2 separate regions of the Mus musculus genome follow, and region 2 is linked to region 1. The links are chromatin contacts, found by POLR2A ChIA-PET in ENCODE. All regions are on one chromosome and are shown on one strand. Each heading gives the region's core, a stretch centred on a gene start or an enhancer-like site at or near the end of the contact. The rest is flanking DNA. Distances are from core to core; before and after follow the strand shown.

Region 1 (2,700 bases), core at 12-2,511:
GCGCCCAAGCACACCTCACACGTGGAAAGTTACTGAGCGGTTGTGGCTGACTTGGTAAGGCTCAGGCAGCCACAAACCAACGACTGTGGAGTCCATTGTCAGCTTGCTGCCATAAAACTTTGTTTTTACGAGGCTGTTCTGCAAAAATTGAAATTTAAACAAATTTCCACCGTTGCTAGGTTTGCTTTGTTTTGCTTTAAGGTCTGTAAAACACGTGGGCTAAACTTTAAATAGGAAGGTCCTAAACCCTGTGATTAAAGATTAGAAAATATTCTACCACTAAGTTGTTTTAAAGTTTGCTTTGAAGTTTTCACAAAAGAAGGTCGAAAGAAAGATTCCACTAAAATGTACAGACGGATGACTAATCTTTCTGAATCGGTTTGTCAAATTACTTAAAGGCAACTATGGGTGGAAATGGCTTGAATAAGAAAGCGTTCGAACGCTGAGCAAGTACTGTGCCACAGAGGCAGAACAAGCACGTCCCCAGAAACGTGGAGAATACTGGGACCGAAACCCAGTCCCTCGCAATGTCCCGCCCCGTGGCCGAGCGCAGCTGGCTGTTGCCTAGGTCCGGTTGGATGCTCCCGGGTATGGCCGGGTGCGCGATGCTTGATGCAGCACTAGAGGAACTCAAAACACAAAGCAAGCAGCCAGGGGCGGCCGCCCAGCCGAGCATACTCACGGCTGGGGCCCGGGATCCTGGCGATCCCTGCCGTGCAGCCGCCAAGGGACAGTGCGTGGCGACGCCCGGTCTCCTCCTCGCCAACCCCGCGCACCACGGCCCGGGGACCTGCCAAGCCTGTCCCGTTCCCCCTTGCAGCCGGCACTTGACAAAAACCAGCCCTGAGCTCCGCGCAGTCTGCGCGGCGCCCGCGGCTTCGACTTTTCGTGTTGGGGGGTAAGATGGCAGGGCCGGGGAAACAAAGGAAACTTGGGCCGGCCGGCGTGTGTGGTTCGTGTGCTCGCCCCAGGTCCCGTGTGGGAGTCGCCTGCGCCTGTGCATGCAGCCTGCCCGGGGAAACCCTAGCTGTGCCAGAGCCCGGGGCGCCCGCCCACCTGCCGCGCTGGCCGCCCCGGGACATCCCAAGTCACCCCGGGCCGGTGCAGGCGGCGGGGGAGGGGCCGTGAGAGCCGCACAGGAGGGTGGGGGTGGGGGCGGGGAGGCGGCGGGGGAGGAGGAGAGCACGGGTGGGCGGGCGCCGCACGTCACGGCTATTGTGGCTGTCCCGGTATATAAGGTCCCGCCGGCCGGCCGCGCTCCCCACCTTGCCTGCGCCCGCGCGAGCTTAGCAGATCTCCACTTACCGAACATCTAGAGAGTCGCGCCGCGCGCCGACGGAGCGGACATGGGCAGAGCGATGGTGGCCAGGCTAGGGCTGGGGTTGCTGCTTCTGGCACTGCTCCTACCCACGCAGGTGAGACCCTGTTCTCGATTGGGCACTGGAGACGCGTCCTGGGGCTTGTGTGTGTGTGTTCGCGCGCGCGTAGGAGGGGCAAAGTCTTTGCCTCCGGCCAGGCACTGGGGTAGGGGGAGAATTTTGTGTAACTGACTTGGGGAACTCGTGGTGTGGATTCCCTCGAGAGAGCGCCCCCTTCCCTTCTCACGGAAGGTCTTCGCGCTCCCTGCGAACCACACAAAGAGAGGGAACGGTCCCCTTCGGGGGAGCGTGGCACACGCCCATCCTCCACCGTCCAAACTGGTTTGGAGATCACCCAGGAAGCCCTGGTTGTGGCTTTATCTCCCACAGGTCTTGAAGCTTAGTTAGGGACCTCCCGACTGCACAAACTCTCGCGGTGCGACCCCACACCTCCATCCCTGGCCACCTTAGGAGCCCCATCCCAACCTAGAATCCCCGGGCATTATAGAGACGGAGGGCAGGACTGTAGTGTCCCGATTCTCCGTCAGGCTTTGTCCTAGTCCACAGACGCTTCCTCTCTTAGATTTGTCCCGGGTACAGATCTTGCCCCCCAACGCCATGGGTGGCGCTGCTCTAGCTGCGTTAGGGTGAAGGCGCCGCGCCCAGAATGAGACCTGGAGCTGAGCCTGAGAGACTGGGACGGGACTCAGAGAATCCGACTGTAGCTTTTCACTGCGGTTGGTTCGCTTAGGGATGTCCCTAGGGCTTTTTGCCCCTGAAAAGTTGGGAGCGCCGGATTTTTGGTCCCTAGAGATCCAGGGTCCGGGCTCACCTGGGAGAGCAGCCCAAGAGCTTGAGGCGCGCTTCGTCTTCCCCTTCTCAGGCAGGGTAACTATACCCCATTGTCTTCTCGCTGCGGGTTGACTGTGCCCCGGGGCCTTTCTCAGTTCACCCGATCCCCCATCTAGGAGGGGCTGGGCATCGTGAAACTGGTTGGTCTCACTCAGATTCCCTTCTCCCCAGGGCGCCCCCCCCCCCCGAAATGTTGAGAGGGAGGTGTTGGTTAAACAAATCAAGGGAGATTGGTGGAGAAAAACTGTTTAATGCCAATTTAATAATTAACGTAAAATTTTGTTGATGGTGTTAGAGAGGACCTCTAGACTCAGACTGAACATTGGGCTCCTTTTTCATCATCATTATTATTATTATTTAGTTTTTTTGTCACCTGCTGTACTAAAAGCTCTTTGTATAAATGAAGAGCGGTTACTTTCCGGTACCCCTAAGACAGGCTCCCTGTTTTAAACAACTTAGCATATTAATGTTTTCCTTTTTGTGTGAATGC
Region 2 (2,708 bases), core at 182-2,681, 100 kb before region 1:
GGGCGACCCTAGCCTTTTGAATTTGAAGGGCTGCTATCTCGGGCCCATTCTTTCCATCATCCTGTTTTGAATGACACTGAGCACGTATAGATTCTCTTATAAAAGCACCCCTAGGATGCTGGGCTCCTTTCTTCAAGCTGCTAGCTAATTTTGCATAGCAATTAGTACTGACTTCTCCAAGTCTGCAACCCAAACACCTCTCCAGAACGTTCCACAGTCCCTCCAAGGTCCAACTCTGCGCCATTAGATTTCAAACCAGAAGGCGAGGAACTTGCGTAATGATTAAATTCCCAATTTGTGTGAAGACACAATAATCTCTGACTACGCGTTAATTCCAACCTTAGGCCGCGACTGGGCAGCTAGGAGCCAGCATGTACGTCCTTTTAAAATCTATTCTACGTATTCACTGACCGCGCCGGGCCGGGCCACATGGTCCTCTCTCGCAGCCAGTCAGCTGTAGGCAGCAGATGGGATCATTTGCATTTTTCTTTTTAGACATTTTTTTTCCATCGGCAAATTAAAGGATTAAAAAAATTTTTTTTTCCGTTCTCATTGTTTACCAAAACCAGGCACGCAGCTTAAAAGTTGACTTGGGCTTTTCTTTTCCCTCCACCCCCACCCCAAGTCCCCGAAAGTTGGAGAACTGCGAGGGGTTGGTTTCTTATTTCTCAACTCCGACTCTGCAGTCCGGGAAACTAGGAGACGGTCGGTCTTAACTAACTCGGCGACTGGAGTCTCCCAGTTTTCCGCGCTGAGCCCCGTGGCTCTGAGTTGGTGGCATGAGGGTCCCCAAGCGCGTGCTTCGCTCCGCAGCCTCAAGCGGCAAAACTTGGGCTCTCGGAACTCAGGCTTTACGGGAGAGGGCGGCCACCCTGCCGGGGGAGTGGCCAGGGCTCCCCCAGAGCCCGGGGTCGCTCTCCAGTATACCCCCCCAACCACGAATCCATGCAGAACTGGAGGGGGGGCGCACCCCGAAGTCTTTGTGCCCGGCGTGGCACGGGAAGGTCCGTGCGATGGTGCGGCGCCACAGCCGAGCGCCCCAAAAGCGGGGGGCGCGGGCGGAAAAGACACGGCGCGTTGCCTCCCACCCCCACCCCCCGGGGTTAGAGAAAAAGTAGAGAAAGAGGCGCCGGGGCCACGCTCCAGCCCGGAGAGCACGTAGCCGAGAATGCCGCGGGGCGCTTTCCCGTGGGTGAGAGCCGCCCTGGTCCGCCGGCAGCCGGCGCGGGCCCACGTGGAGCCGCGCTGTGCAGGCCGAGCGCACCCGCCCCGCAGCGCGCCCCAGCTCCCCGCCGCGGTCGCTCACGCCCGAGCGCCGCCGCCGCCGCCGCCGCTGGTCCCGCGTGTGCCCCGCTGAGGGGGAGGGGCGGCGCGGTGGGGGCGGAGGGCTTGAGGTTCCACTGCAGCGGGGGCTCCTGTGTCCTTGTGCGGAAATGACACACGGAGTCCCGTCACGTCACGCGAGAGCGCAGCGCACGGACACACACAAAGAGAGGGGAAAATACACGGCGCCCGCCCGCCCGCCGCCCCCAGCCAGTCGGCGGGGCCGCCCCGGCCAGGCCCTGCGCGCTCGGCCCCCACTGCGGCCCGCGCGCCCGCCCCCCGCACGTGGCGCCCGAACTCGGCGCGGGTCCCGCTCCGCAAAGTAACAACTCTCGTCCCAGGTGAGTGTGGGCCCCGGTCGGGGCCGCCTGCGAGCGGCTCGCCGCCTCCGCGCGGGCTGGAAGGGGGAGCGGGCGCCCACGGGCTCGTCGCGCCCCATTGTGCCGCGCGCCCCTTTGTGCCCGCTCGGAACGCCGCGACTCCATGGCGTTCCGGGAGCACGCGCGCCGCGGCCAGGGAGGAGGAGGAGGGAGGGGAGGACGCACGGTGGAACGGTCCGCGCCGCCGCCGCCAGGCCGGCCCCACTCGCGCCGCGCGCCGGCTCTCCACCCCCGGCGGGCCGGCGATGGAGCGGCCGAGGGCCGCCGGGGAGCAACTGCGCGGCGCCGGAGCGCTCGCGTTCGACCGGCCTGTGGCGGCGATGGAGGGGTGTCAGAGGGAGCAGAAGGGCGGGGAGCCAGAGGCCGGAGAGCCGCCGCTCGGAGGGACGCTGCCCCGGGGAGGCAGCGGAGGGAGCGAGGCTGCCGGCGGCTGGGAGCGGGGTGCGGCGAGCCCCGCCGCCAGGGGGCGCGGCACCCTCCCGGGCCGTTCCACGGCGCTCCGTGGTTCCCGCTGCCCGGCTGGAGGCGGGTCCAGCGCGGCGCTCTGGGTGTGCACCCCAGCGAGCGCGAGGCCTTCCTGGCGGGCGGTGGAGCCGGGCCGGGGCGCTCGCCGCCCCTCGTGACTTGTGCCCGCCACGATCGACGTAATTTCCCACGCAGACTTGGCTCGGGCTGTGAGGCGCGGAGTTGTGAAGGCCTTGTGGGCTGGGACTCAACTCATCTGAGTTCTTTTTTTCTTTTTTTTTTAAGTTTGTCCTAAAGTAGAAGTTTGATCGCTCAGGTGGCCCGCTTGGGAGTATTTTGGAGGTGGAGGCCAACCAGAGATGCTCAGAATTAATGTTCACTGTTTGGAAGTCAGAGAACTTCCTTTTAGAAGTAACTTTTGAATGTTTTCCTACAAGTAACACGTCACTGAGTAGAGGGGAGGGTGCCAGAAATCTATAAAGACCCAGAAAACCCAGGCGAGTGGGGAACGTGTGGAAATGTCCCAGATAGAGGTTTTAG

What was found. ChIA-PET counts read pairs that join two places held with the same protein, here RNA polymerase II (POLR2A).
Region 2: POLR2A ChIA-PET joins it to region 1 with 10 read pairs in embryonic stem cell. The contact joins the promoter of Bend3 here to the promoter of Cd24a in region 1. POLR2A ChIA-PET finds 5 or more read pairs at or near these places in 2 of 5 experiments (Patski and embryonic stem cell).

The regions. Positions count from the first base shown.
Region 1 is chr10:43,577,908-43,580,607 of GRCm38, forward strand. Cd24a (CD24a antigen) reads left to right here and starts at 1,262. Exons shown (of 2, transcript NM_009846.2): 1 at 1,262-1,415. The coding sequence starts at 1,347.
Region 2 is chr10:43,477,709-43,480,416 of GRCm38, forward strand. Bend3 (BEN domain containing 3) reads left to right here and starts at 1,432. Exons shown (of 4, transcript NM_199028.2): 1 at 1,432-1,664.